3 separate regions of the Mus musculus genome follow, and all the other regions are linked to region 1. The links are chromatin loops, found by intact Hi-C in ENCODE. Cell type or tissue: heart. All regions are shown on one strand. Links, peaks and the distances in the headings refer to the core of each region. The heading gives the core; the rest is flanking DNA. Region 1 has its middle 36 kb from the start of Gm26747. Region 2 holds the start of Gm33823 (a long non-coding RNA gene). Region 3 has its middle 67 kb from the start of Gm33823.

What was found. Hi-C counts contacts between places; a loop is a spot of excess contacts. Peaks named below come from ENCODE experiments on the same cell type or tissue, not always from the same donor. Only the 100,000 strongest peaks of a DNase experiment are listed, where the experiment ranks them.
Region 2: it touches region 1 in a loop (3.0-fold over the local background); 3 of 42 quality-filtered maps call a loop at or near these places.
Region 3: it touches region 1 in a loop (2.3-fold over the local background); 6 of 42 quality-filtered maps call a loop at or near these places.

Annotation. Positions count from the first base shown.
Region 1 is chr8:121,377,175-121,387,740 of GRCm38, reverse strand. No RefSeq gene overlaps it. Among named protein-coding and RNA genes, the nearest start is that of Gm26747, 36 kb to the left of the region's middle. In heart, for the core only: CTCF peaks have their summits at 4,870 and 5,073; DNase peaks (open chromatin) are centred at 4,640 and 4,860; H3K4me3 peaks cover 1,362 bases; H3K27ac peaks cover 4,441 bases.
Region 2 is chr8:121,257,743-121,268,308 of GRCm38, reverse strand. It overlaps Gm33823 (a long non-coding RNA gene), which reads left to right and starts at 3,735. Exons shown (of 3, transcript XR_388123.4): 1 at 3,735-5,058; 2 at 5,690-5,850; 3 at 6,217-6,520. In heart, for the core only: no CTCF peak of the experiment used is centred there; DNase peaks (open chromatin) are centred at 4,738 and 5,358; H3K4me3 peaks cover 1,040 bases; H3K27ac peaks cover 3,298 bases.
Region 3 is chr8:121,326,694-121,337,259 of GRCm38, reverse strand. No RefSeq gene overlaps it. Among named protein-coding and RNA genes, the nearest start is that of Gm33823, 67 kb to the right of the region's middle. In heart, for the core only: no CTCF peak of the experiment used is centred there; a DNase peak (open chromatin) is centred at 4,659; H3K27ac peaks cover 2,750 bases.

The DNA of each region.
Region 1 (10,566 bases), core at 2,447-7,446:
TTAACAGGTACCACGCACGAACTGTGCGGTTGCTTAGCTCACCTTCTAGATTCATGCTTTGTATGTACCTGGGCATCAGACGCACTGAATAATGAGTGTGCCGCCAGCCAAGCTCCTCCCCAATGCCTGTCTATCAGGTAGGGCATCCTTCATCCCCGTAGAAACGGATAACCCAGCACCTCCTTTTCGGTCCTGCTGCTTTTTCTTTCTCATCTTATTGTGGGGTTGTGACTTCCAGCTCCTAGCCTAGCCTAGCAGGAGGAGAAAATGCACACCCTTGTTTCACTCCTGACCTTGGACGAAGCGATTTCTGCATTTCCTCATTCGGTATGATGTTGATTGTGGGTTTGACATACAGATATATACACACACATAAACACATACATAAACACATACACACACACCTGACACAAATACATACATATACACACATACATACATACACCCGATACACATACATACATACCACATACTCACACGTACACAATTATACACACATATACCCGACATACATATACTCTTACACACACACATACATATATACACACATACACACACATATATAACATACATGCCCACACAAATACATACACATACATACATACACATGCACAAACACACACCAAACACACACATACACACCAAACACACACATACAGATACCTAGCACACATACATACCCCCCACATATGCAGACACGCATATATACTCCCCCCCACACACATACACACACACACCAACACACATACATACCTCCCACCTATGCACACACTTACAGACACTCACACATGCATCACACACTGACAGGGTCACACACACCCTTTATTATTTTTGAGCGTGCTCCTCCTATTCTTATTCTTCCAGTAATTCCATTCTGAAGGATGTGGACTTCTATGGACCACTTTGTTTACATCTGAGAGATGCTCCTTCCCTCTGTTGATATGATGAACATGTGTTTGCTGCCAATTTTTACTTTATTATTATTTTATTGGGGGGGGGCGATACTTCTTATTAAGTCAGGGATTTACTGAGTGTGTGTGTGTGAGTGTGTGGGAGAGCGAGTCTGTGAGTATGAGAGAGTGTGTGAGTCTATGTGTGAGTGTGTGAGAGTATATATGAGCACATGTGTGAGAGTGTGTGAGAGAGTGTGTGTGTGAGTATCTGAGTGTATGTGTGTGAGTGTATGTGTGTGAGTGTACGTGAGGGTGTGTGAGAGTATATGTGAGCACATGTGAGAGAGTGTGTGTGTGTGAGTATCTGAGTGTATGTGTGTGAGTGTGAGTGTACATGAGGGTGTGTGAGTGTGTGAGAGTATATGTGAGCACGTGTGTGAGAGAGTGTATGTAAGTATCTGAGTGTATGTGAGAGTGTGTGTAAGTGTGTGAGAGCTTTGTGAGTGTGAATGTGTGTGTGTGTGTGTGTGTGTGTGTGTGTGTGTGTGTGTGTGTGTGTTGGTTCTGTATGTGCCATGGCATGCAAGAGGAAGCCTGAGGATGCTCAGGAATCAGTCCTCTCCTACCCTGCTTTGAAGCTGCCTCTGTCTTGTTTCTCCTGTTCTGGGGGTTTCAGTGAGTTGACTCATAAACTTCCAGGAGGTTTACCTGTGCGTGTCCCCGCATCTGGGTCTTTGTGAGAGTTCACACAAACTCCGGTCAGCAGGTGTGTGGTGGCGTCGGCTGAGCCAACCTTCCAGCCACATGCAGCACTTTTGGTGTGCGTTGGGCTCAGTTTGTAGTATGTGTTGAGAACTCTTGTATCTTTGTTCACTGGATACGATTACCAGATCCTTCCTCCCTCCATCCATCCTCCCGTCCTTCCTCTCTTCCTCCTTCCCTCCCTCCCTCCCTCCATCTCTCTGTTTGTCTTACATACTCTGGTCTGATCTCGGTATCCAGGAAATGCTGGTGTAGAAAGAGCTTGAAAGCACTTCCACAAGTCAATCCCCTGGAGCAGTTGGAAGGAAGTCTTTATCTTTTTGGTGACGTTGAGCCTGAAGCTGGCCATGCCTGGTCCTTTCTTCCTTGGAAGCTTTTGACTACTGAAGCAGCCTAATCGCTTGCAACTGGCTTGTGCCGGTTTTGTGCTCCCACGGCTCACCCTTGGCAGGTTTGCTCATCCAGGATGCATCCATTCCTTCTGGGTTTTGACTTACTTAGGTGTTTGTGACCATCCCCAGGAGCCTGCGTGTTTCTGCACTGTAGGCTGTAACATTCCATTTCCATCTCTAATTTTACTTCCCTGGGTGTCTGTCCTTTTTTTCTTGATCAATTCAGCTAAGAATTTGTGTTTCATTTAGAGATTAAAAAAAGAAAAAAAATTAACCCACTGACTCTTTCTTCATTGGTCTTTTATGTTTTTTTTAAATAAATTTGTTTATTATTTATTTCATGTGTGTGAGTACACTGTAGCTGTCTTCAGACACACCAGAAGAGGGCATCAGATCCCATTATAGATGGTTGTGAGCCACCATGTGGTTGCTGGGAATTGAACTCAGGACCTCTGGAAGAGCAGTCAGTGCTCTTAACCTCTGAACTATCTCTCCAGCCACCTTTTATGTTTTGTTTTTGTTTTGTCTTTGATTTTTAATCTCAGTTTTAGGTCGTTGTTATTTCTTTGCCTCTGCTAATCAGTTTGTTTTACCTTTGCTTTCTGGTTTCCCAAGTTCTGTGGGAGGAGGGTTACTTGTTATCTCTGCCTTGTCAAGTGTCTGAGCTTTGCTCTGGCTCCATCTTGGATGTCTCCTTCTATGTCTTATGAAAAAAATTCGAAATTTCCCTTTTCATTTCCTCATCGACACCTGCTGGTTTCGCATACTTTGTCTCCATGTATTTTATAGTTTCCCGGGTTTTATTCCACAGCAGGCAGTCAGAGAATATCTTCCGCAGCCTCGGGACAGCATGCCTGTTGGCACCTGCTACGCCCACTTGCTCCGTGGTATAGTTTGTTGAGCTGAGATTCTATGCTGTTCTATTTGGTTTGAGCATTGATGAATCGATGATTTGAAGGTCCCGCCAGGTCTGTCCTAGAGTCCATCTCCCCTCCTAGACCTGCTAATTAATGCTTGCTTTATGCAATTACATATGCCAGCATGGGAAGTCTCGTGGCATGCCTGGTTCCTGGTTATGTTCAAGGCCGTGGCTCTACCTGGGGCAGGGCTAAGTGGGCCAGGTGTGTGAGTGTGTGTGAGAGTGTGTATGTGTGTGCATGGGTGTGAGTGAGTGTGTGAGTGTGTGTAAGTGTGTATGATGTGAGTGTGTGTGCATGGGTGTGAGTGAGTGTGTGTGAGTGTGTGTGTGAGAGTGTGTGAGTGAGTGTGTGTATGTGTGTGCATGGGTGTGAGTGAGTGTGTGTGAGTGTATGTGTGTGCATGGGTGTGTGTGTGAGAGTGTGTATGTGTATGCATGTGTGTGTGTAAGGTGCTGCTTTGGAATCTCTACAGCAAAAGACAGACGGGCTATCTATCCTCCCCCATTTTAATACCTGTCCACCTTAACAAAGGGCAGTGCTTGTACTTGGCAGGGTCTCACTGGGTCGGGGTTGGAAGATAGGCTGTCAATATAAAACCACCAGACAAGCTTCTGGCAGATTTTTAGTGTTACCCCCTGACGCACACACCCACCCCGCTTATACACCAAACACTGGCTTGGTCTGAACGCATTCCACTCCTCTGGGAATCAAATCCTTGGCAGCGGGGACCCTCAAAGCTCCTGAGAGCCCTCCAGACAGCTCTAAAGGGCAGGGCATCCCTGGTGGACCACACAGGCTCAAGTCGAATCTGGGAGATAAAACCGATTCCATCCGAGTTAGGCTTTTTGGACCCTTCATCTGCTCACTGCTGTCCCAACACCCTGTAGGGACATCCAGAGATACGAGGAGCAGGTAGGGAGGCTCACTGGTGGGAAGGGACAGAGTGGGGACAGATGCAGAGGAAGACATTGCTCCCACCTGCTCCGGATCAGCACCAGGGAATCCTAGACAGAGGTTTTGGTTTCATATTCTGCTTCCCTTACAGTGAGGCAGGGCATCAGGGTTGGGAAGGGCGTGGGAGGGTGCCCACACCTGGGCACACTCTGGAAGAGTCAGCTTTTCCTCTGCTGGCCATTATTATTTCTGAATGTGTACAAACAGGGCATATGTTCTTGTTTGTTTCAGCTGTAGAGATGGCACAAGCCCGCAGAATGCAGGTGAGCTTACCCAGGCCTAATGCTTGCCAGTCCTGAGCCAGGTCTGAGGAGTCTGAGCACCATGGAGCTTGCCTCTCTCTGGCTGGACAGCCTTCCCTACCCGGTAAAGAGGCTAAGCCAAGAACTGCTGGGCAGGAGTCTGAGATCTAGACTTCTAGCGCCCGTAACTCCTGCCAGGATGATCGTCGTAAATTTTGGTCACTATCTGCAGTCCCATTTTATAGGTAGAGAAACTGAGGCATAAGTACTTGCCCAGAGCCCCACAAGCCACGAAGGAAAGCCTGATGGTAGAGACTGTCCCGGTTGAGCTCAATAGCCAGGTTAGTAGGCAGTCTATTCCACTTGGTTGAAGACCCCCCTCCCCCCTAGTAGTCCTATCCCAAAGTAGGTGAAGGGTGAAGGGGACAGGCAGGACTTCCTCGTGTGTTTGTTTTGGGCACCTTTCTCACAGTCAGCCAAGCTAGGGCCAGCTTTCTGTTCCCCAGGGGCTGCCTAGCGGTGAGAAAACCTGGGGTTCTCTCTTATCTCTGCCCAGCAGGACGTGTCCTGTGCTCTGTCCTGGTGAGGTTTCCAAGCCAGCAGTGATGAGCTTGCAGATTCTGGCTGTGATGGCCCCGGCCAGTTGGGGGTGGGGGTGGGTGTTTCCCAGGCCCCTCATCCCTGTGGCCCAGCTCCCGCTGCCGGCCACTACTCCTCTGCCGCTGGCCCCGGCTCGCAGCCGGTTCTGACTGCCCGCTCAGACTACGCTGTGTGATGGCGGAGGTGGGGGTGGGGGCGGTGGGGGTGGGGGTGGGGGTGGGGTGAATTCCGGTTTCCTCCCATTCTTTGTGTTGGGTGATTCCCAGCCAGGAGGGGCGGTGGGATGCAGTGCATCACGTGGCCTGCAGAGGCGCTGTGCAGGAGGACTGCTCTTAATCCACCCTTGGTATCAACTTCAGAAGATGCTCCCAACCGGCTAGGGTCGGAGGTAGCGGGGAGTGTGGAGAATGATTGCAACCTACTCCCACGACTGTTTGCTTAAAATACGGAGTCTCAGGGCCCTGGCCTCAGAGTCATACATTAGAACTTGGAGGGGCCGTTCAGGGTCCAACATTAACACCAGGCACGCACTGATCCTGCAGATAAGGAGCTTGGGTCAGGCTCTGGAAGTGAGGACCGCTACAGCTTTACAACAATGCTCTCCATTGCTCCATCTTTCTCTTTAAAAAGCAAGCAAGCAAAACACTCTCTCTCTCTCTCTCTCTCTCTGTGTGTGTGTGTGTGTGTGTTCACATACAACAGAACATGTGTTAAGGTCAGAGGACAACTTGTTAAGAGTCAGTTCTGTTTTTCCTACCATGTATGTTCTGGGGATCAGACTCAGGTCATCAGACTCTGTGGCAAGAAGAACTTTTACCTGCTGAGCCAGCTTACCACCTGCTCTACCTCTTGGGACCTCTCAAGGCTTCTCAAGGTGCTGCGAGCCAGCAACAGAGGCTGGGGTGCTAGGAATGCTTTTTTCATGAGGAGATTTTACAACAGCCAACACCCAGCAGAGGGACACATGGCTCCTCTGGAGCTGTCCCTTGACTTGGCATCAGGCTATGGAGAAAGTGCCTGAGACCCCTCAGATGCAGGCCACCCCCAGCTCTCCCTTGATCATTCTCAGCTCTGAGGTCAGGGTACCTTGGACCTCAGTATGTTTCCTGTTTGTGGAAGGAGATGGTACAGCTCTCATCTCCATGGAGACTGAGTTCAGGCGAGTTAGCCAGTTAGCTTCTGATCCGGGTAAGTCAGTGCTTCAAGCTTTTGGATGTGGGATTTCGGGTCTAGGGATATGGGAAGATGCTGTCCCCCTTTACAGCGAAGAGACAGGAGAGGCCATGGAGGGAGGAATCCGGGTAGGCCCAGGGCTCCCTGTGGAAGGGGGAAGCTGGATCCACTCTGTACCCACAGCGGTGAGCCTGAGGTACCCAACATGCGAACTCTGCAGAGTCAGTGTTCTGGTGGAGAGATGCATGCCGTATCATCTCTGGTAGATTCCAGGAAGTCCTCAGACAGGGACAGATGGGTCCTCTGGATTGTTATCCTGGCCTGTTACTGAAAGTCACCTTGAAGTGAAAGTGGGGACTCTTCTTAGTTCTGGGGTCCTTGTCTTTTATGGGCTTTGTACCTAGACATGGAGAACCCCCAGTCTGGGAGTACTGTTGGCTAGAGCCAGAAGCCACAGGCTCCATGCTGGCTCCATATTTATTAGCTTATTATGCTTTCCCAAAGAAGAGTTGTAACAGAACATGGAATGTAAGCCTAGACCAATGGCTTTTCACCATCTCCCTGAGACTATTGGTTCCTGTTTCTGGGACACACATGAATTTGTTTTATTTATTTATTTTTATATTTACTTATTTTTATTTTACATGTATGGGTATTTGGCCTGAGTGTATGTCTGTGCGCTGTGTGTGTGTGCCTAGTGCCTGCAGAGGCCAGAAGAGGGTGTTAGAGTCCTTAGAACTGGAGTTTCAGATGGTTGTGTGTTAGGAATCAAACCTGGGTTCTCTGTAAGAGGAGTCAGCACACTTAACCACTGAGCCACCTCCCCAGTCCCAAATCCACTTATTGGCATGCACATGTCCATGTGTGCACATTCATTTATGTGCACGCCATGCTTACATGGAGGCTTTCTGTTTTGTGTGATACAAAGTGAACCCAGGGCTTCTCTGTTACGTGGCTTGGAGGCAGACTTCGGAACTGAGAAGTCAGTCCACCCACTCTGCTCCCTGCCTCCCTGTGTATGCGATGCTCCTGAGCCTGCTGAACAGGGGCTCTGCCTCTATGTGAGATCCTGGCTATCTCTGGCCCTTGTTTTCTCTGCCCGAGACATGGGTACAATAACTCAGCTTGCCTGGGGGGGTTCTTCAGACTGACTGGAAGTTGGGGGGGCAGTGAAAACACCAGTTGGACACCTGTGAGTAGACAGGCATTTCCAGCCACCAGCCAGGACCAGAGCTCAGTGACTGCCAGGTGTAGGGTGGAGCTGAGTTAACTCCTGCCCTGTGGAGCAGTCACATGGAATCGGGGCTATTGTGGGGCTCATTGGGACTGGGGGAGGGTGCCTTGGATCTGAGCACAGTGGACAGGGGTCAGAGGCAGGTGGAGCAGAGAGATTGTCATTGTCCAGGTATGGGGTCATAGACCTGTTGATGGTCTCAGATCATAGGGACTCTTGCTTAGCAACAGAACCCTGATAAACAACAGGCTGCCCTTGGTCCACTTCTTGGTGTGTGCGTGAGCGCATCTGGAGGTTCCAAGATGAAGCTTACTTTTTGTGGGTCTCTGAACCCAGTTGCCACTCGAGTCTCAGGGCTGTCACCAGGAGTCCCACCCACCTCACACATAAATAGATTTCCTGATTTCTGGCCTTTCCTAAGATTTTATCAGAGGGTTCAGCAAGACCGTTCCTCCTCCCTACAGAGCTGGGGTCAGCTCCACTTCCTGCCCCCTCTCCTGCCTGCCTGGCCTGGGTGACAGCTCGACTGGGTCCTCCATTTCATTGTCTTGTACCTTGTGTTCAGTTCGAAGAAAGCCACCACTCTCCACACCTCTGTTTTTGTAAAAACTGCCACACTGCCTGTAACCTGTTTGAGCTGGTCTCCTGTGGTCCCTGTATAACCTTTACAAGGCAACAGGGATGTGACCACCTCTCTCCCAAGTATCAATCATTTGACTCAGAAGGAATGGTGACACAGTCATAACAGCCATGAAACTCAGAGTCCCCGTGAGGATGAGCTTGGAGAACTGACCTGGGGAAGAGTCACCGAGTGGAGGGAACCTGAACACACATTTCCCAGTGGAGTCTCCAGACAGCCTTGTCCTCTGTGGCTGCCAATGCTGTAGAGAAAGCATCTTAAGTCTGTATGGATGAGGCACCTGTCAATAATAGACTGATGGCCTATAGCTTAGGTAGGAAATAGGAGGTGGGACATCCTGTAGGCAGAGAGGATTCTGGGATATGCCAGGCAGGAGGTTTGGCTGAGAAGATAGAGTATAGGTGCATGGTCCCTGAGCACAGGTAACCAGCCATGTGGCAGAATATAGGTTAAAATAAATGGGTTAGCTTAAGTTATGATTCTAGTCAGAGAAGAGCCTAGCTATATGGCCAAGGTATTTGTAAACATATTTTGAGTCTGAGTCTTATTTCCAGGAGCCTGGGGCTGGGAGGAAGAACTGGACTCACAGAATGCATCCTCTCAAGTACCGAGATGAAATTCTCCATGATACTTCATGCCCTGGCCAGGAATCCCATCTTCCCACATCCATGGCTCCCCTCACCCAAGACCAAAGGGGCTCTGGTCCACTTCTTCAGACCTGTTCATCTTCTCTGCTGTGTCAGAGCACAGAGACCATCAGCATGTGGAGCTTTTCTGGAAGAAAGCCTACCTTTCCAGATCCCCGCACAAACTGTCAGTAAGCTCTGTTTAATACACACGACCCGCAGCCCACCTTTGGATCCACACGTTTTAAAGCGGATTAGGATTTTAAATCGGGTGAGGTTATGGTTGTGTGCATTTGTTTTGATGCCTGACTTGACTTCAAGTTTCAGTTCTGATGCTTTCCAGCTGTGTGGTCTTGGGCAAGTTGCTTAACCTCTCTGTGATGTGTTTTCTTCCAAACTACAAATCGGTTAGCAATAGCTCTTGTGTTATTGTAGCGAATGAGCAGACACATGGGAAGTCCTTGGTGGTACCTGTTAGATGGGTATTCTGTAACTACCAGGAGATTTTGCCCCATCCCAGGATAGAATAATTTTCAAACAGGACAGTGGGAATGGGACACCCTAGCAGCCCCCGCCATCCAGGAAGGCTTTACCACGGAGCTGGCAGCTCATATCGCAGAGGGGTGGGACAGTCAACGAGTGGGCCACCAATTAGCGTTGACAAGGTGACTAAGAGAAATGTGTCTAACCGGGCGGAATTGGCCAGAACCAGTTCCCGCAGCCGAGCTGCTGGGCCTGCAAATTTCTGGCCTCTAGAATTCTTAGGCCTTATAGCTTCTTCCCAGTGAGCTCCCAGGTGTCCTCCTGAGGCCCTGCCGAGGCCTCTGCGGTGGGTGCGTTCCATTTGTCAGGGCATGGGGTGATTCTCTGGGCACCCCTGGAAGTGGCCCGCAAAGTTCAAGGCTGAATGCCCGGCTCTCATTATCAGATCTAATTGTGGGCTCAGATTTCACCAATAGGGTGTGCAGGTGGGGGCCGAGGCAGGGGTCAACGCCTAAAAGCTTATTAAATCTCTGATGTGACCGGTAAGGCCCGTCTGGAGGCCATTTGACAACTCAAGTGCTAATTGCACCATTTGGCACAGGAATTACGAAAGTGAAGATGGTTTTTCCATTTGGGTGAGTGGTTGGGGGCGAGCTGGGCCCCCTCCTGGGGTGGCCCTTTCTGTTGCTCTGCTGGCTGGCCTGTGCTCTGTTCTCCTAGGCAGTGGTCGCTCTGGTTTGCAGGATGGCTGACTCTCCCCCTGGCCAGGCAGCCTGGTGAGCTAGAACACCTGTCTTCTCAGCTCCCCATCCAGGGCCAGGGTGTGGGAGCAGGCACCGCGTCCAGTGACGGCTCCCTGGAGCAATATGGAAGTGTTTAAGCCGGTTTGCACCGGGCAGGGTAGCTGAGACCTGAACCTTTAAATTGCTGCCGCTCCCCCGGCTGAGCAAAAGTAAATAAATAGCAGGCAGCTGCAGCCGCCCAACGCAGGCCTGGCTATCTCTTCTGATTGCAGGGCAAGTGATTAGGGAGAAATGGGAGCCCCCCCAGCCAGGGTCTGATAGAGCTGGGGGTGGGGTGGGGCAGTAAATCCACCCAGCTCTGGAGCTCGAATTAACCCTTGTGGAGCCAGAAAGGGAGAGGGCGGCAAGCATGGAGTGAAAGGGGCTTGGCTTGGAGGGCCTTTTGCTACCTAAGGCATCCCCACCTCTCTGGGCCTTCTAGGGAGTCCCAGCCCTGGGAAAGCCTCAAACAAGCCCTCAGCACACCCTGGTGTTGTGGCTGAGTTTTACCTCCCATGAAGCCAAGAGCTGAAGTCTCAGCTCCTAAGACCTCAAGGCGCATCTTATCCATAGGCAGGGTCTCCAAATTGGTGGGAGAGTTAACTGGAAGGTCCTTGGGAAGAGGCTAGATCCAATCTGAGGGAGGTGATGACAACAAGCAGAGGGGTGACAGGAACACGGCCATATTGCGACCTGCAACCAGGAAGCGCCAGCCACACATACAGGTGCACAAAATACTGGGTACCAGAGTCGGTTCCTCTGCTCTAGTCTGTTTGGGAATCTCATAAGGCTGGGCTGGAAGGAGGTGAGTTAGAGTGGCTAGGACACCAAGGAGTCACAGCTGGGCACTGTGGGAACAAATGGC
Region 2 (10,566 bases), core at 2,581-7,580, 120 kb after region 1:
TAGCCATGAACTGCGCCTCCACAGTGTCTTCTGAGCAAAGGCCCCTCTCTGTCCTGCCTTAGGACCACAGGTAGGCAGGAGACATCACCACGTGCAGAGAGCTATGCCCGCCACCCTGTCCTCTCAGAGTCCTCTGCTCTCTCCTGGCACCCTGGGCAGCCTCTGGCATCAAGCGCAATGGGGGAGTGAGAGGCTCCCAGTTCTTGGTCCTCACCTCTGGGTTTGGCTCCCAGCAGTCACAGCCAGAGAAAGGTGGGTTTGGGACCTGTTTGAGCATGTGTCAGGGACTAGGGCATTGACCTTCACACACACACATGCGCACACACACATACATACACACATACACACACACATACATACACACATACACACACATACATACACACATACACACACACGTACATACACACATACACACACACATACACACACACATACATACATACACACACACATGCATACATACACACACATACATACACACACACACATACATATACACACACATACATACATACATACACACACGCATACATACACACATACACATACATACACATACATACACACACACATACATATACACACACATACATACATACATACACACACACGCATACATACACACATACACACACATACACATACATACACACACATACATACATACATACACACACATACAGACACACATACACACACACATACACACATACATACACATAAGCACACACACACACACATACATACACACACACACATGCACACGCACACTGTGCTTCTGTGTTCCCACTCATGGCCAGTCCTCTTCTCTGCTCAGCATATGAGAAGGCATTGTCTGTGGGGCTTCATTACTACCCCGGAGCATGCCTGCTGGCCCCATGGTTTGCTAGCTACCGTGGAGTCTAAGAGAATCCATTCTGCTGGCTCCCCACAGTCTTTGAGCAGCTGGCTCCCACTGCCTGCTTGATGACTGTTTCTAAGTCTCCCACTTCCATGATGACTGTTTCTAGGTCTCCCACTTCCACATTCCTTCCCACTTTCAAAAGATGAAGGGACTACCAAAGTCATGGAGCCCTGATAGTGAATGCTCATCTCCCGTCTTGTTACCCTGGGGTAGAAAGAACCAGCCTATGTGTGGTCACTAGGACGAGGGTCCAGGTGGGAAGAGCTGAGCAGAAACAAAGCCCATAGCGGCCAACTAGCGGCAACGCCCACTCAGTGGGCCTGTTCAGCTGCTACCTGCCAGCCTGCCCAGACTCATGACGCCGCCATGGCTGGATTATATGCGCCTGAAGATAACCCATGGTCTACATTCTTGGCTGTCTCCTCCCACTTCAGCCAGACCAGACCAGTGCAGGAAGTCCAGAAAGGCCACTTCAAAGAAGTTTTTTTCCCCATTTATTTATGTTTTCACTCTGTGTGTGTGTGTGTCTGCAGTGCACATGTGAAGGTCAGAGGACACCTTGAAGAGTCTGTCCTCTCCTTTACTGTGTGGGTCCTGGGACTCAGGCCAGGTCCTCAGGCTTGGCAACGTGAACCCCCACTCTCTGAGCCGTCATGCTGACCCTGGAGATCCACTTTCGAGGTCTGTGGGAGGCCTGGTACCTAACGTGACTTCGGCCTCAAGCCGCCGTGCTTCTGGCCTCTTATTTTGGACAAGGACAGCAAAGGGGTCAAAAGTTTCAAGCATACCCAAACCCACCCAGCAGTAAGAGCAGATTTCATGGCAGAATAGCTCGTGCCCGTGGACAACTCCACCCTCCACATGGCCACTGTCAGAGCCATGGCCTCCTCATCCTCAGAGTATCCCCAACTAACAGAGATCCAAAGACTCACTTTCTCATGAGGGAGTCTCTCCAGTGTCCTCAACACCCTCAGTGTGGGTTTTCTGTCTCTTTGGTTGGGAATAGAACTTAGAGAGGCAAGGGAGAAACCGATTTCCATGGCCTGGAGGGCTCAGGCTGCACGCCCCCGGGCAGACTGACTCGTTCAGGCTGAGCCAAGGTCAGAGGTGCTGTAGCCCTGTCCTCTGCATCTGGTTGTATCCTGTGTAGCCTACTGTTCTTGGTCAACTTAATTTTTCCTTTTTCTTGTTTTAAAGAAGGCAACTAAGCAAATTCTGAAGACTAGTGAGGGAGGAACTGGGTCCCTGTCCTGCACTGGGGTGAGGAAGGGACATGGCCCCCTGCCCTGGACCGGCAGCTTAGCTGTAGCATCCCTCCTCCCAGGCTTCTTGGCTGCAGATGCAGAGACAGCAGCCTCTAAGTCCAGTATCCAGACCGAACTTCCCCTCCTGGCTTAAGGTAATGATAGCTCCGTCCTGCTGTCCTCCCTCAGGGAAGAGCACACACATGGATGGAGTGTGCTTTCTCCCTTTCCCTGGTCCCCGTTCTTCACCATGGTCACCTTTCACCCAGTGCCCACTGTGGACATGACGTGGCAATGACCCAGATTCCATCAGTGAGTTCTTATGGGTACACTCATCGTACCCCATAAATGTATGCTAGGTGTACCTCCATTGTAAAGAAACATAAATTCAGAGACATTGATACACCTGTCCAAGGTCAAAGAGCCTGAACATGGCAAAGCTGGGCCTTGGCCCAGGCTGGATACCGGTGCCTTAGGTCTGACTGCTAGGGCAAAGTTACTTCCATTTTTATTGTGGTGATACATGCTCCTCAAATATTGGTCCCACATTTCTTTAGATTGTGGCTTCACTCATTAAGATAACTGTCCTATCAGTGAATTGTGGTTGGTACAAGAATGTCCCACGCAGGCTCATATTTTATCGCCTGGTTCCAGCGGATGGCACTGTCTGGAGAGCCAGTGAAACCTTTAGGATGTGGAGCCTTACTGCAGGAAGCAGATCTGAGGGTGGGGGTGGCCTTTGAAAGTTACACACACCAGTGGTTCCTGCTTATTCTCAGTATCTGGTCTTCTACCAGGTGACAAGCTTCCACTGCCCCCTGTCACTGCCATGGATGGCCCTCGGCTCTCCCTGCTATCATTGACCAAAACCCCCGAAACCAAGAGCCAAAATAAATGTCCCCTTAGCTTGTTTCTGTCAATCAATTACAACAATGTCTGTGGCAAAACCAAAACAAGTTCACTCCACAGGTGCCAGCAAATAGCTGATGTGCAGGAAGCCTGCCTGCCTTGGGATCCCAGCCAGGCTCGTCAGCTCCATTGAATGGCGGCGGCCATCAGAGCTCTGCTAAGTGTCTGCATGTTAGCCCTGCCCCCACATTACAGGTGGGGAAGGTGAGGCTCAGAGGTGAGGGCTTGCCCAACTGTTTTGGATCCTAGCAGGCAGAGGTTGAGACTGACCACAGCCCTCTGAACAGTCTCCTCCCCTCATGCTGGCAACCTTCCTACTCGACAGTGCTGGGAACCGACAAGTGGGTGCCAGAGGGAAGGGCAGCCATCAGGGAGCTTTGAGGACACTACGAAGCAAGGTGGAGGATTGGGAGGAGGAGGGAGGAAGGGGGAGGAGGAGGAGTGGGAGGAGGGAGAGGAGGGAGATAAAGGGGAGGAGGAGGGAGAGGAGGGGGGAGGAGGAGGAGTGGGAGGAGGAGGAAGGGGAGGAGGGAGAGGAGGGAGATAAAGGGAGAGGAGGAGGAGAGGAGAGGGAAGAGGGAGAGGAAGTCGGAAGGAGGAGGAGGGAGAGGAAGAGGTTGCAGTGGATCTGTACAAGGCTTCCTGCTCTCTGCCCTTGTTGATTTGAACAGGCGATAGATATCACAGCGGCAGTGGCAGAAATGGCGTGTCCAGACACATATCAGATTATCCCAACCTGAAAATCCCCAGTGGAATGTGCTGCCTATCTGATGGCCTGCCACACTGCCACCCAAACCAGAGAGGCGGACAGCCAGGCTGGGCTGCAGACAGAGGCAGGCAAAACTGGCCGGGCCACTTTGCTGCCTGCGTGTCCCGTGGCTGGCGAAAGCCTAGGTTCCTTGGTGCCCAGTGTCTGGTGCCTGGGCACTGTCTTGGTTTCTGTTTATTCTCCCAGGGTTCAGGTGTATCATCTGCAGCTCACACTGGCCTGAATGTTTCCCTGTCTACGCAGGATCTCTTGAGGTCTCTACCCCAAACTCCCTCACAGGATGGCAGGAGAGGAAGAGGCCCCTATTCAGAGGTCAGAAACTCCAAGATGGTACTAAGGGGCCTGGCTCTGTCTCTCCATGGGAGCGGTCAGCTACGGAAGCTTCTGAACCCACATGTGGGTGCTCTGTCTGGCTCTTGGTTTAGGGACTCCACAGCACTAGAGCTGGACTGTCCCAGGAAGTTTGCAAACGGAATCTCCTGGGTGATGGAGCTTGCTGTCTGGTTCTTTCATCCGCAGCGGCAAAGCCTGACCAGGTGCCATCTCCTTGGGTTTTCCAAGGATAAAACGAGACGCGTTGATTGTCTAGCAGAACCTCAGCAGGTGGCATCTGACTGACCAGCCGAAGAAGATGTATATGACACATTCCAAGACAGAGCAGAGTGACTTGGAACAGAGGCCCTGAACCCAACCAGTCACTGTGTGCATCTGGCTGCCAATTGGCTGTGGAAGCCATCACCGGACTCTGGCCTGACCGCCAGGCCTGTGTCTCCCTGAGTCTTTCAGCGCCACATGTGCAGAAGTGACTGACAACTCCCCACCCCCACCCCACCTCCCCACCCCGGAAGCCGAGGGAGCATGCGCAGAAGTGTCTGACTCGAAGCCGAGGGTGCAGTGCCGGTGTGGAACACCCACAGGTTTACTTAACGTGTCATTTTGTCCAAAGGCAAATGGTTCATTAATCCTCACTTTGTCCCTGCCTGTCAAAACCAGCCCGACAGATTCCATGGTGCGGCTCACGCACACAGAGCAGGCCAGCTCCTGCGGCTTCATCTTCTCTGAGCCTCTCTGTAACTGTTGTTAAACTTGGTCACAGCCACGCTGGACTTTACAGATCCCTAACTTCAAACAAACAAGAAAACAACACCTCTAACCCTCTGTGATAAGCAAGCAGCTTTATCAGGCTCGACTCCCACCTGGCATGCGGACTGGCGACTCCCTGTCCCCATGTAAATAAGTGCCACCTGTTTGTGCAGGTTGATGTGGTCACTCTACCCGTGTTATCTCCGAGGAAGCACTAGCTGGGCGTGGTGCATCTGGCAAGGGGTGCGGGAATAATAACACGGCTGGCCAAGCCCCGGGGTGGCCCTGGACCCCGAGAGAGCTTGGCAGAGCTGTGCCTGGTTATTGCTTCCTGGAAAGGTGGACAGCCGAGAAAGGGACTTTCACTCCTTCCTGGCGCAGTGATCCAGTCCCGAGTCTAGACTGTGCGCACAATGGCAGGGCCTTCCGGATTCCGTTCTCTGGTGGCTGCCAGTTTCCGAAGCCACGTATCTAAATTGGGATTTCCTGAATTCCCAGAGTCTTTGGGTTGGAAGGGGCTCCTGGAGCTAGGGGGGAGGGAGGGAGTAGGCAGGTCACGGGTCACATGACTGGTCAAAATGAATCAGAGCTCAGTTTGGCCCCATATTAGACTAAGCCAGGCCTCTCCCTGCAGGGTGCCTGCGGGACCTCATACCCTGGGACTGAGAGATAAGAGCTGGTAGTTAGCCTGTGTTCTTCAGGCTTGTTGGAGCTCTCAAGGGCAAAGCAGGCGGTCTAAACAAACGTCTTACATGTCTGTCCTTTCTGTCTGTCCAGCTCCGTGTCTCCTGTCCTGGGAAAAGCGAATCTTGGCTCACCAGCCCAGAGTCTCTGCTCATGTCTTCATCCAAGACAACAGCAAACCCCACACACCACTGCTTCACTCTCTTGGGGACCCACTAACTCTTCGTGCCCCTCCAGCACCCTCGACAACTTGGGTGACAGCTCCATGCTTATCTCTCGGTTCTCTGTCCTCCCCTGATCTTGGAGCAGGCTCTACTCTCACTCAAATGGGCTCTTCTTACCATGGAAATTTCTCCTCTTACTGTTGCCCTGCTGCAAATAGCACCAAGTCTCTGGCCGTCCTCATCTCTTCCCCATTAGCTTTCCCTAGCTACTCTGAACTCGTTGCCCAGTTCGCTGTGTCTCAGCCTGTTCTGGGACCTTAGTTCATCTGGAGGTGGGTGGGGAGTCCCGCTTCATTGCTCATCCTACAGTAAACTTGGTAGCCTTCTCAGACCAGAGTCTACCCTCCTCACAAATGCACACACATGCCTTCTCCTCATCTTGATTTATTTTTGCAGACAACACTACTGTGCCTCAGACTTATCCATGGACTATCTGTACTTTTCCTCAAGACCGGGGCTTCCTGGAGGAGTGGACATCAGACAACTGCATAGATAACATGTGGAAGACAACCTGGTACATAACAGCAGCTCAACAAACAGCCATGGACTGAGTGTACATCACGGACAGTGTTGTTGAATTATTTATCTACCTTAATTTCTTTCCTTTGCGTATTAGCTTGTAACATCTGTCAGCAAGTTCCCTCACCTCATCATTTATTATTATGTCCAAAATACCTCGGCTAGTCTGGGATCCCACCCCTACCCCACTTGGGGTGAGTCTGTCAAATGGCATTTTCAAAAAACGTGCTGGCAGCTTTGTGGCCACTGCCTGTGAGACTTGAAAATCTCATCCTGATACAGAGCCTTCCTGTCTGGAGGCTCTCAGATCTCTCCCATTCTTCAGACAGTGTTCAGAATCACCAACAAAATTGTCTTTCAGAGCTTTCTCAGAATTATTCATGAGAGGTTTGAGAGTAGAATTCTACACATTCCTAAGTGATTACAATCTGGTGAGAATCGAGTAGATTTTTAGCTTTTTTATTTTCCAGGCCATGGGCTGTGAGCACTAATTATCACCTTGACACAGAATCATCTAGGAAGAGAGTCTCTGTCTAGATCAGGTTGGCATGTCCATCAAGGATTGTCTCAATTAACAGGTTCATTCATGTTTGAAGACACAGCCTAGTATGGGTGGCACCATTCCCTAGGCAGGGCGTCCTGACTGTTTCCATTCATATCTCTCTGCTCTTGATGGTGAATGTGATGTGACCCTGTAAGGACTCCCTGCCTTGACCTCCCCTCAGTGATGAGCTGTGACCTGGAACTCTAAGCTAAAATAATGCCCTTTCTCTCCAAGTTGCTTTTTCTCAGGATGCCTCATTATAATAACAGAAACAAAACTAAGATGGTACATTCTCGGGACTTATTTACTGCTGTTATTACCTTGTAGATTCTGCTGGGTTTCCATTGAAGATGGTACTATTGTCTACCAACAACCACATTTTTTATCTCTTTCCATAATTCTTTTTCTTTCCTGTCAATTTTGCCTCCCTTCCTATTCGTTGGTTGTTAGCTGGTTTTGGTTTTGGTTTTGAGACAGTCTTACAGCATAGCCCAAGGTAGCTTCAACTCATTGAACTTTTTGCTTTGGCTTCCTGAGCACCAGGCTAACACGTGCACAGATTCTCCACTCCACCTTTCCTCTGTGTGTGTGCACATCAGTCTACAGGTGTGAATGCATGTGTGTGTATTTGCACATGAAGGACAGAGGTCACCTATGGAGGCTGTATTAGTTAGGGTTTTACTGCTGTGAACAGACACCATGACCAAGGCAAGTCTTATAAAAAACAACATTTAATTGGGGCTGTCTTACAGGTTCAGAGGTTCAGTCCATTATCATCAAGGTGGGAGCATGGCAGTATCCAGGCAGGCATGGCACAGGAGGAGCTGAGAGTTCTATGTCTTCATCCAAAGGCTGCTAGTGGAAGACTGACCTCCAGGCAAATAGGGTGAGGATCTTATACCCACACCCACAGTGACACACCCATCCCAACCAGGTCACACCTATTCCAACAAAGCCACACCTCCAGATGGTGCCACTCCCAGGTCCAAGGATATACAAACCATCACAGAGGCATTCCTTGATCACTCTGTCCTTGTTTGTTTGTTTGTTTTTGAAACAAGGTCTCCCACTGATACAGCTAGACTGGTTGACAGTGAACCCTAAGACTTTTCCTGTCTACCTTTCTGCTTTTTATGTGAATGTTCAGGATCTGAACTTAAAACCTTGTGTCTTAATGGTGTGTTGAATAGTTTTATGCCAATTTATCACAGCTATTTGAGAGGAGGGAACCTGAACTGAGGAATTGCCTCCATAAAATTGGGCTGCAGGCAAGCCTGTGGGGGAATTTTCTTAATTAGTGGTTGATGGGGGAGGACCCAACCCATTGTGTCTGGGGCCATCCCTGAGCGGGTGGTCCTGGGTTCTATAAGAAAGCAGGCTGAGTAAGCCATGGGGAGCAAGCCAGTAAGCAGCACCCTCCATGGCCTCTGCATCAGCTCCTGCCTCCAGGTTCCTGCCCAGCTTGAGTTTCTGTTCTGACTGCTTTCAATGATGGACCCACGATGTGGAATTATAAGCCAGATTAACCCTTTTGTCCCCAACTTGCTTTTGGCCGCAGTGTTCTACGTCACAACAGTAGTGATCCTGACTAAGACATAAGACACGTGCTTTGAGCTAGCTCCCTGGCCACCAGTTTTCTTTTACGGTGGTATCGCATGTGGAGAGACTGTTGATACAAATGTCAGAAAGGAGCAGAGATGGCTGGCATCCTTAACTTGCTTCTGACCGCAGGAGAAATCTGAAAGCTTCTTTGTCAAGTGTAAGGTTCCTTCTACATCTCTGGTCTCGTTCAACACTCGGACAACCAGAGCAGTCAATTGGCTTCATGAATCCTCACTGGGCCCCTTGCCCACTAAAGTATATGTCTGAAATTTTACACAAGAAAAAAAAAGTTTTCAATGCCAACAACAGTTGACCCCACACACAGTCACAGGCCTCTTGGGACAGCGCCACTGTATATATGAACACAACCAGACTGCTGTGAGCGCTCTCTCTCTCTCTCTCTCTCTCTCTCTCTCTCTCTCTCTCTCTCTCTCTCTCGTGTGTGTGCTCACTCAGAGCAGTGATCACAGTCATATTTGTTCAAATCTCGTTTTCTCTCTCCACTCTGCCTAGATGACGCCAACTGTTGACGACTACATACCGAGAACCCACAGGCTTCACGCTCAGTTCCAGAATTCACAAAGGAAACCAAGAGAGATGAACTCTGTCCCTAACCCAGTCTCAGCCACAGAAAGGGTCAGGGTGGATAAAGGATAATCATATTCACTAGCCATGATCAATGAAGCTGTTACAAGAAGACGAAGGGTCGAGAAGGAGAGAGGCGAGCTTGTCGGACGGCATCGATAATTACTTCCTTCAGGTCGGGGTTGCGGAGGTTTCTTGGAAAGAGAGTTGAGAACGGTTGCAGAAACTGTCGCACCGTGGGATCGGTCCCAGGGTCATCCCTGGGCTCCAGAGCACTTCAGGTCCTTCATCCCTGGCTGCCTCGAAGCAGACTCCAGGAACACAGTGCCCCTGAAATAAGATCACAGAGGAAGAGCTGCAGGGATTCTCATTGCCCCCCCTTCCCTGTCAAGGGTGACTGTCTTCAGCTCATTTAACGAGGAGAGAACTCAGGACCAACCTGCAGCCAGGGGGGGGGATTGGGGAGGCGCAGGCCCCCACACAGTCACAGCCCAGGCTGCAGTCTGGTTTCCCAGGACGAGGACAGGCAGCAAGTTGTTGCTGACGCCGGTGTGACCCTGGAGCCACCCCTCCCACAGAACATTTGTCTTCTCCCCGACTGCCCTACGGCCCACAGGGCCGCAGCTCATATTTCCTGGGCTTTGGCGTGGGAGCAAAAAAACGGGAGAGTCTGACAGGAATGAGGAAGAGCCGGTGGGGAGTCCCTCCAAGGTCTGCAGGCGGGATATGTGCAGGATGTGAGCTGGAGGCATCGTGGAGTCTTTCCTGGGTGCCAGGCACTGGGCTCCATGCCTTCCTCGTATCTGCACACAATAAGATTGCTCAGACTGGTCAACTTCTCATGCTCAAACCTGAGCTCTTGATTTCGACACCTCCAAGGGTGGCTCTTTCCCCTGTTGGCCAAGTTGCTCAGTACACAGTGAGGTGGCTGCCCGGCATCTCCCTCACACCCAATCTGTCAGTAGACCGACAGGCTTTATCTCAAGCAGCCTTCACCTCTTCCTTCCACAGCTGACACCCTGGTGAGAGTCCAGGCTGTTTCCGGGGGGCACGGCCACCATTGCCTGTCCCCACCTGGCTCCCGGCTTCTTGCCTTGCACCGACTCGCCACAGCTGGGAGGGATCCACAGCTCCAGATCAGCCTGGGAGCAAAGTTGTCTCAGCCGTGGCCTGAGTGTCTGCTCAGCGGTCACCTCCTCTCTCTTAGCGCCCCCTCAGTGACATGACAGGAACACTGGTGGCTAACTCCCCCTGTGGAGTCCAGAGACCGGTTCAAGAGTGGCATCAGTATGATGTGGGAGGTGCCCACCTGAGACATTCCAGTGCTGCCTGGGCAAAGCCTGGCACCGGGCCTCTACAGCAGTTCCATGAGTGTGTACCCCATGGGTGCCCAGAGGCCAGAGGAGAGCAAGGTTGAATCTAAGCACCCACGGCAGCAACACCAAGCTCTGGTCAGCACGTTGTTCCTGCTTCCTCCATTTTGGCTCTGTGTCTTT
Region 3 (10,566 bases), core at 2,719-7,718, 51 kb after region 1:
GTGGTCACTCTTCCTGAAGCCCTGGCCTCTTGATGTTTCCTGTACTGTGTTCAGAGGGAAGTGGTGCTGCCCACTGCACTCCTGTGGGCAGAGACTCACAGTGGGCAGGTGTAAGCGCACGGCCTCTGTGGAGAGCAGAGTCGAGGGGCCAATTCTGAGGAGCAGAGTGGGTCCCCCAGTTCCCTGACCTGCCTGGTCTATGACAGATTTACTCAAGGTCTTTCCCCTCTCTGGCTACTGAGGGATGGAGCTGTGACTGAGGTTTGGGCAAGTCTTAGAGTCTTTATTGCTGTGAGCAGACACCATGACCAAGGCAACTCTTATAAGGACAGCATTTAATTGGGGGCTGGCTTACAGTTTCAGTGGTTCAGTCCATTATCATGGCAGGAAGCATGGCAGCATGCAGGCAGGCATGGTGCTGGAGATGTAGATGAGATTTCTATATCTATATCTGAAGGCAACAGGGAGAGGTAGGGGAGGGGGGAGGGGGAGAGGGAAGGGGAGGGAGAGAGAGACTGGGCTTGGCTTGAGCATCTAAGACCACAAAGTCCACCCTACACCCACATACTTCCTCCAACAAGGCCACACCCACTCCAACAAGGCCACACCCCCAATAGTGCCACTCCCCAAGAGCCTATAGGTATTATTTTCAAACCACCACATCCCCCTAACATCTGGTTGGGTAGGTCTCAGCTATTAAACCTCTCAAGCTTTGCTGGTGGCAGGGCTCTTCCCAACGACAGTCTGAGGCTTTTAAGTTCCTTGTGCAGTTGACGGTGACCTGTCCTGTGGTGCTCACATGGGAACATCTGGGTGGGAAGAGCAGCAACTGTGAGGCCTCCGAGCATCTCCCTCTCTGTAAACGGTGGCACCGCTGGACGGTTCCTTGTGCTTGGCACCCTGGGTGAGTCTTTGGAAACAGTGTCATGTATGCCACGTCCCCGCCAGGGCCTCCAGAGCTCCTATGCTGTGAAAGACACTCAGATGCCCAGAGATGAACCTGAGCAAGCATGCGGACGCCCGCACTATGTGCGACTCTTCCCAGTAGACTCAAGCTCAGTCAAACTGGAACCCGGCCATGGCGGCATCTGTGGCCCAGGGATACCCTTCTCCCCCAGTGCTGAGTTATGAATGGCCTCTCTGCACAGAACAGAGGAGGGTTTTCATAACTACAATCCTCCCACTCTGCGCTGCTTCTAGATGATTCTGTGAACCCCGTTCCATGAGGTTGTGCTACAGTTTCCAGATTAAAGAAATGTCAGGGGCTGGAGAGATGGCTCCGCAGTGAAGAGACCTGTGCGCTTCAAGATGACAGCCGTTCAGCCCCCGGCACACATGTTGGGCAGTTTACAATTGCCTGTAACTGAGGCTCCAGGGGGAACACACTCCCCCTTCTGGCCTCTGGAGGTACTGCATGCACATGCTACACACACACACACACACACACACACACACACACACACACACACACATACATTCATTCACATAGGTGCTCGATACACAAATAAACAAATCTTTCACATTAAAGACACATATTTTCCCCACACTAAAGGGAATACATGCTTATTAAGTTTTTTGTTTTTTGTTTTTTTGTTTTTTGGTTTTTTTTTGGACGTTGCAGAATGGTCTAAAGGGAAAGTGAGCGGATTTCACAGCCTACCCTCTAATAAGTCAGTATCTGTGTCTGCAGACCTTACTATGCTCTCAGCATTATTGATGTCATTACTTATATGTGTGAGTGTATTTTCAAAAGACACTCAGGCTACACAAACCTGGTGTTGCTGGTCTTTCTAGCCTCTCCCCCTCTCCCAGACCCCCTCTGCATTCAGAGAACCACAACCAGGAGGATTCTGGGAGCAGGGATGGGGGCGGAGCTGCACACACAATGGGACCCTGTGTTGGTGGTGGGCACAGCCTGTTGGCCCCTCTGGCTGGCGAGCCAGAGGCTGCTCCGTGCAGAGTCAGCAATCCACTGGGCGGCGGGTCTCGTTAAGAGGGGCTCCCTGGGCGGCTGGCTCGGCATCAGAGGCTCACGGCCTGTGGCTGTTTTGCTCAGGAAGCTGAGGACATGTGTCCTGGTGGAGAACGACCAGGGCACCAAGGTGCCGCAGGCCCTCCCCCAGCCCCTGGCCTTTATCAGTTTCCGCCTCACTCTGGCTGCAAACAAAAGGCCCGGTACCTGGGGCTCGGGAGACACTGCCACACAGGATGTTCCCAGCTTCACATACTTCCTCCCTGTCTGCCTGATATGTCCTAGAGAAAGCAGCTCGGGGATTCTCCAGGGAGCGTGTGGCTGTAACAACTCCAAAACAACTAATAACAAAGTCATAAATCTGGCCCTGCCTCGGCGGCTCTTGGCCGAGGGCATCCAGCCCAGGCTCATGGTGTGGCCGTGGAGGTCAGAGTCCTGTGGGCTGGAGAGCCGCGAGGAGCCATGTTCTCCACGTGGAAGCAGGCCCGGCTTTGCTCAGGTCCGTGAACACACATATGTCACACCCTCCGGTGTGGTGGCCTGCAGGAGCCAGCCAGACTGAGGAGCAGGGGCGAATGCCCGACACCCCGTTTTCTTCCCCCTCAGATAAGCAAGCTCTTCAGCCTGACCAGGCTGGAGTGTCCCTCTGCCGTCAGTCTAGTGCAGGATGAACACTGGCGTAGGAGATGTCTGTCAAGTGTGCCACGCTGTGACAGAGTCAGGGTGGACTTGCGGTTTTCCCTGCTGCCTTGCTGACAGCTGCACATTCAGGCCTCTGTTCATCCCCCACAAAGAAGGATTTAGTACAGGGAGGTGGTCTTATGGGTGAGTGGAGGTGCACAGCAGGATAGAGAGGCAATGGGGGAGGAGTGCAGAGCTGGAACCAGTAAGTAGATGAACTGGAGGTGAGGGGAGGGTGATAGTGGTAGTGATGATGGTGATGATGGTGATGATGGTGATGGTGGTGGTGATGATGATAATGGTGGTGATGGTGATGATGGTGATGGTGGTGATGGTGGTGATGGTGATGATGATAACGATGGTATTGATGATGGTGGTGGTGACGACTGTTACTTTGGTCCTGTGGCCTTACAACAAGCTGTTTGACCCTGGAAATCCCATCACCACTTAGCTTCAGAGGAGTCGTTCTGGAACTCTCAGTCCCAGGGCAGTGACTGGAGATGTGGGAAGAGAGGCTTCTTCGGCTGATGTGTCAGAGCCACGTGGATGCTGGACTCAGGATCAGACTATGTGAGAGCTGAGAGCTCATGTGCTGGACTCAGGATCAGACTATGTGAGAGCTGAAAGCTCATGTGCTGGACTCAGGACCAGACTATGTGAGAGCTGAGAGCTCATGTGCTGGACTCAGGATCAGACTATGTGAGAGCTGAGAGCTCATGTGCTGGACTCAGTATCAGACTATGTGAGAGCTGAGAGCTCACGCCTTCATCACAGGGATCTTGAGGAGGTAGTGAGGGCTGCTTCTGGAGTAAAGGCAGTCACTCTGCCTGCCCCCAGCCTCCCCACCCCATGCCACTGTGCCCATTGTTCAGTGTGTGCGTAGAAAATCAGTTCCGGCAGGGAACAAGCAAGACAGAGGGAGGGAGACGCACCACTGTGGATACAAAGCTGAGAGTTCCCTTTGCTGGACTGGAGGAGCAGCCTGAAGCCCCCAGCCCAGCTCAGGTAGGACTTGGGACAGACTACACTGGTGTAGGTGACAAAGGCTTTGGGGATCGAGATTCCAGAGCCTTCTGTCCTCAGTCTCCTGTCCTTCTGTCTGCCCCTCTACCAGGCCCCTCCCTGCCAGCAGCCCATGCTTGAGGCTGCCCACTGTGACTGAGCTGGGCAGGTGCATGCAATCTCTGCCTCTGCAGCGAGGCTCTGTCTCCCACATGACAGATCAGGAAACTGAGGCTTGAGAGACAAGGGCTATGTGGTTGGGCAGATGCCTGTCGAGTTCCTGAGTCTGGGTTTAAGGCTGAGGCTCACCCTTTCTCCTTTTCCTGTGTGGTCACCAACTGCTCCCAAGCCCAGTCTTGTTCATTGTGTGGGGCTCTGATCAATGTTACATAGTATCCAGCATTATGTAGCATAGTGTGTGTGTTGCAACGCGTGCATCCTGTGCGATACTCATGTTGCATGTGACAGATACAATGACGGGACACTCGTGGACTATGGGGACTGATTTCAGAAAATGTCCAGAGGGGTCGGGGACACCAGAGTGAGCTCTGAACCCAGATGGGGCGATGCTTGACACATTTAGGGGGTTCTTAAAGAAACGTTTGGGCTCCAGGCAACAAGTAGCCACTCCAAAACAACAGCAGCAACAACAGCAACAAAACAAAAACAAACAAACAAACAAACAAAAGACAGCATGAGCCGGCCCTTCGCCTGTCAGAACTGCAGCAAGAAGTACCCACAGGGCACTGCTTACCATCAAAGATGGCTCCCTTTGGGAATGCTCTCCAGTGGGATGGAGGACTCCAGCTGCCACAGTTGTGACAGGGAGCACCTGCACATGGGGGTAGGCAATGGCAGGATGTGCCAGTGGTCAGCGGCAGGGAACCAGGACTCCCCCGGCTCTGGCCCCGTTAGGCCTGGACTGACTCCAGGCTGCTGCAGAAAGAACACTCCCGGGCCGCGTGTTCCTCCCGTTCTGTGGGGTAGGAAGGAAGGACTCCAGACATAATTAGAAGTGTTTCAGAAGAGTGGAAAGTTCTCAGGAAACATATTATCATTAGCTCTGGCCTCCTGCCTCCCTGGAGACAAGGAGCATGAGCTCGTGTGTGTGTGTGTGTGTGTGTGTGTGTGTGTGTGTGTGTGTGTGTCCCTGTCCATCTTCCTGTGGAATCCTTCTCCAGCCTGGAGGCAGGTTCCCTGTGTGCCCTGCCTTCCCGCTGCATTTGAGGAGAACCAGACCTGGTCATCCCGAGAAGACAGGGTGCCTTGCCTGAAGAAGCCCTTGGGACTGTAATTCAGAAACTCCACTTGATACTGGGTGCCTCAGTTTCCCCATCTGCAGAGCAGACAGGAGGTCCGGCTTGGAGTCATCTCCAGGTTCCAAGATTCTTTTATCAAAGAAAATTCCAGGTATGGTTTCCAGGGCCCAGAGCAGGGCTCCACAGCTGGCGACTGGATCTCCAGGCCTACCCACCCCTCTGGGTTGCTGCCTTTAGAAGTCGCTCCTCCCCATGACCCGTGTCCTGTGCACTTACCTGTCTCCAGGGGGCTTGGCTACAACGTGCCATTCTTGGGTCCTGAGCATCTGCAGAGGAAGTGAGGTTCTGGCACTGGAGGCTGAGCTGTCTCTACTACTTGGGATCTATGCACCAGGCCCTCCGTGACTCAGTTTCCACATGTGAGGATAGCAATATCAGGAGCTGAGGAAATGGTGTAGATTGCTGCTCGGCACATCCTATGGGCTACAGAAATGGCTGACACAGACAGATTGGACCAGAGGCCACTGAACCCGTGCTCCTCCATGGCCAGAGGCCTGATACTCAAGAATTCCTCTAAGGCTAACAAATCTATCCATGCCACCCTCCTGAGGGCCCAAAGTGCGGTCTGAGTCATGGCCCACAGAGATACTCTCCACTGCTGGCAGACGAATGGAGCAACTGCTGGAAGAGCAAGGGGCGATGGGGTGCTAGGTCCACTGAAGGGGTGAGGAGGGAACCCTCTACAAGGATAGAGCAACTTGCGGATACTCGGAGGGAGCAAGAATGGCTCTGGCTGATAGGCCAAGGGTAGAACAGGCCCCCAATGCTGGTTCTCCTAGCTGGAGAATCTAGGAGCTAAGACGCCCAGGGCTGGTCAGGACAGGACAGGTCCCAAAAGGGATTTCATTTGATGTCAGCTGGGACAGTGGATCTGGGCTGCAGCAAGACTTGTGGGAGGGGTGGAGGGGTGGCCTGTTTGAGGAGGGGTTTGACCCTTGGGACACTGTCCAGGGCCCTGCACCCTCAGACTCCTCCTGGGCCACATGCGGGGAAGTCTGAATGGCACCTAGCTTCCTCTTCTTCGTGTGTGTGTGTGTGTGTGTGTGTGTGTGTGTGTTTGTGCATGCATGTGTGCATGTGTGTGTGCATGACTGTATGTGTGTGTATGAGTGTGTATATGTGTATGTGTGTGCATATGTGTATGCATGCATATATGTGTATGCATGTGCTCAAGCTTGTGTGTGTGCATGCGTGCACAATGTGTGTATGTGTGTGTGTGTGCATGTGTGTGCGTGCATGCGTATGCGCGTGCATGGAAGTGTGTATGTGTGTATGTATGCACATGTGTTTGTGTATGTGTGTGTATGTGCGTGCATGCACACACACGTGGGTCATGTAGAGACCAGAGGTCAACCTCAGGTATTCTCAGTCACCCTCACCTTATTTTTTTGAGATGGGGCCTCTCATTGGCCTGGAACTTGCCAGGCCTGCTAGCCAGTAAGGCCCAGGATCGTTCTGCCTCCCCATTGCTGGGACTACACTTGGCAGTTCTGCATGGTTCCTGGGTTTTCAATCCAGCTCTTCATGCTCAAAAGAGAAGGATGTTACTGACTGAGCCATGGTCCCCAGCCTCTGCCTCTCTCTTCTTCATAGGAAACTGACTGGTTTTCTGTGAGGACATTGCAGAGTTCAGGCATGGACGCAGGATGTGAGCACATTTGTACTTGCATTGAATGGGTTGGAAGGCATCTGCCTGGGGCCTGGGGGCCATTTACTTCTGTTAGCTCCTTTCTACAAAATAGCAAAGCAAAAAAAAAAAAAAATGTAAACTTTCGAAGAAATCCTTGCAATTGAAAATGCTAACCACCCTAAACAAATCATGCCAGCACATTTCCTGAGCAACTGGGCAGAGTGGCACCTGCCTGTCACCTTGGCACTCAGGAGTCTGCGGCTGGAAGATCATGAGTTCAAGGCCAGTTCAAGTTTGGGCCACATAGCCAGACCCTGCCTCAAAGCTGAGCAGAGCACGTTTAATGAGATCTTCAGTTCCCCTATGCGGTCCTGGCCTTCATGTCACTGTGCTAGAATTCACATACTTGCATTTACAGCGTGGGGGACGTGGCTTCAGTGTCATCCCCCCACCCCACCCACCAGCTGCCACACCCTTCCACGTCCACCAGCATGGCTTTTCAAAGTCACACAGCTCTAACAGCTCCTTCTGTGTGGAGGCCATGATGGATTCAGTTCCACAGCACAGGACGTTAAACACCCAGGAAAGGGACCTGTGAGATGGCTCAGCTGAAAGTGTTTGGGGACCTGAGTTTGATCCCTAGAATTACATAAACAAAGCAAAAACAGGTGTGGTGGTATAAATTATAATCCCAGAGTGGGCAGCAGAGGCAAGAGGATCCGCCGGACTTACTCAGTGGCCACTCTGGGCAATTTGACAAGTCCAGACCCTTTCTCAATAACAAGATAGACAGAGCCTGAGGGTCGGCAGCCAGTGCTGGCCTTTGACCTTCATATGCATGAACACCTCTCTCTCTCTCTCTCTCTCTGGAAGGTTTACAGCCCCATTCTCTCTGCTCAGAATTGACATTCCCTGGGAATCACGGGCCGGGGCAGGGTTCTTTATGCATTGCATGGTCCTCACCAGGGCTTGCAGAGCACTTGAGCTTCCAACCAGGGGCCACTTAGAGGAGGTCTCAGCAGTCATGACAGTCACGGCAGACCCCACCTTTCTGATGAAGCCGCACAGGTCTCTGTGGTGGTGTACTAACGTGGCTGAACCTCAGGCTCATGGGTCTTCCTGGACCTGCTGAGGGCTGAGTGGATTTGCCCAGGCTAGCCCATCTCCCTCCAGGCTAGCCCATCTCCCTGAAGGGCCTTCCTCTACATGTCACTTTCCTGCCTCACTGTCTGTCTCTTCCCACATTGAGAGACTCAGTGTCCAGTCATGGAGACCAGACTCAGAACTGCCTTGTCTGACAGTCTTTGACTGTTGGTCCCAAGCTCACCCATGTCCCCATTCATACCTTGCTCCCTGATGTTTGTGTGTGACTTCAACACGTCTGGATGATATGTTGCCTGGTGGCTGGCATGCATAGCCTCCTCCTCAGCTTTATTATTTCATACTCTTCCTTTTCACAGTCTCCTGACAGGTGTCCATTCCTCCTACGGTGCCACCCTGCTTGGCGCCCATTGTGCCGCTGGGTCTCCGAGGATGCTTGCGGCAGCCCTAGTGGCAGGAAGCCTTGGAGAGGCCTCAGGAAAAGCAGATCCGCTCTCTCCTGCTTTCCCAGACCCCAAGGGCTTCCCCTCATGTTGTTTTTGACCCTGCGCCTGTGTCCATCTGGACTTCGATCAAAGAGGTTGTTATTGCTTTTCCTGAAATGTTGGGATGGGTCCATCAGCAGGGTTCAGGTGCGGTGGCGCATCCCACTCCCAGCTGCCGCTACTTTCCTGGCAGCTCCACATACCGTGGTCCCAGAATCTCTTCCCAGGGCTTGCTTCTTGGGGCCTCCATAGTGTGTAAGAGTTCTGATTTGTAGTCAGACAAACATTTGGAGTTTAAACACCATCCTTGAAGCTCCTGCAGAAGCCACAGGCAGACTCCTGGGCCTCCCCAAGTCTCCTTACCTCAGGGATAGGATGCTGTTGTACACTTTGACTGGTGAGTGTGGTCAGGGTGACTGGGAAAACACAGAAGAGGCAAAGTTTCTGCGGAGGACACTTCCCAACACCTCCCTGCCCAAATCACCTACACCTTTGATGGAAGATTGTAGGTTCGATCCTTCTGTGAGCACTTTTGCTGCTTTGCTTAACTTCCCAGGTCTGAATGAGAGCCCCGGTGCAGGGGGATCAAACCCTCAGGGACTCCAGGATGAAGGGTTGGTAGAGGTAGAGGATTCTCTCATCTACTTTTCTAATTTCTCAACCCCTCCCAAGTTACCTGTCCCCTCCCCCTTCCTCTGTAAGCTGCAGATGAACGCTCAGAGGGAGACATATTCGATGTTGTCACCCTGGGAACAGCCTGGATGCAGAGCAAGAAAGGGCTGTGACCAGATTTCGTTCTGCTATCCGGACAACACCAGAGAGACAACTGGTGACTCCCGGTTGTCACGTGACTTTTACTGAGCCGTTGCCTGCGGGAGCCTGGGGGCTGGTGAGAGGGCTCAGGGTAGAGACGTTTGCTAAGCCAGATGACCTGGGTTTGATCCCTGGGACTCATGAGAGGTCTGAGTCCCACAAGTTATCTTCTGAATCCTACAGGCATGGCATGAACACCCCCAACCCCGTACATAGATTAGTTTCAGGTACCCTCAACTTGCCCCAGTGAAGGGTAAAGTCCCAGGGAGCCAGAACTGGGCTGTAGAGGGTAGAGGACACACCTTACAACCCAGATTGGAGGATGCTTAGGGAGTGGAGTTGTCAGCTTAAGTGTCCCCAAGAACACATGATACAACAGGGTCATTTGCTATGGATCCTGAAGAGTATGTTCTATGGAAAGCGCTTGCCAGAGCAACATCCTGGTCTGCAGGGAGGGCTCGGGAAGACTCAGAAGGTAAGAGCATCCTACCGCCAAATGGAGATGGAGGCTGGGTGTTGCAGACTAAATGTCTGAACCTCTCTGAACTGCCACAGTGAGTGTGATCCCTAGGGCCAACGGTGAGGACTTGGGGCAGCTTTGGGGACCTGGGCTGGGAGGTGGAGATGGAGTTTTGTTTAGCAGTGTATACTTTGTTACGGGACTGAGAGCCCCATTTGTATTTCAAAGCCAAAAGAACATGGTGACTGGGCCACTTGTACACCTAGGGGGTGACTGCCAAGCTCTCCGCTTGAGGGGACCCTGTGAGAATCTGCAGGGGCTCCACAGTGGTCCAGAAGTCTTTTTTTTTTTTTTTTGAGACAGGGTTTCTCTGTGTAGCCCTGGCTATCCTGGAACTCACTCTGTAGACCAGGCTGGCCTCGAACTCAGAAATCCACCTGCCTCTGCCTCCCAAGTACTGGGATTAAAGGCGTGTGCCACCATCGCCTGGCTTTTTTCTTGTTTTCTTTCTTTCTTTCTTTCTTTCTTTCTTTCTTTCTTTCTTTCTTTCTTTCTTTCTTTCTTTCTATATTTCTTTCTTTCTTTCTTTTTTCTAGAAGTCTTAAAGGTGTGGACCAAGGCAAGGCTCCCTGAATTTGGGAGAACTGTATGGACATTTAGAGGTCACTGTTTAAGGCCTTTTCAGATGGATGCTTGGCTGCCTGGATTCTGAGGTATATTACCATTTCCCCTGCAGGAAATCTCCAGGGGGGATGGAGAGTGTGATGGTCTGAATGAAAGTGGCCCTCAGAGCTCAAGGAGTGGCAGGGTTAAGAGGTGTGGCCTTGTTGGAGTAGGTGTAGCATGCATGGGCTTTGAGAAGCTCAAGCCAAGCCTAGAATCTACCACCTGCTAATACGGATGTAGAGATCTCAGCTCCTTCTCCAGCACCGTGTCTGCCTCTAGTGCTGCCATGCTTCCTGCCATGATGATAACGGACTAAACCTCTGAACTGTAAGCCAGCTCCAGATGGTCTCCTTTATAAGAGTTACTATGGTCACCGTGTCTCTTCACAGCAATACAACCCTAACTATAACAGAGAGTTTATATCCAGTGCATTTGTT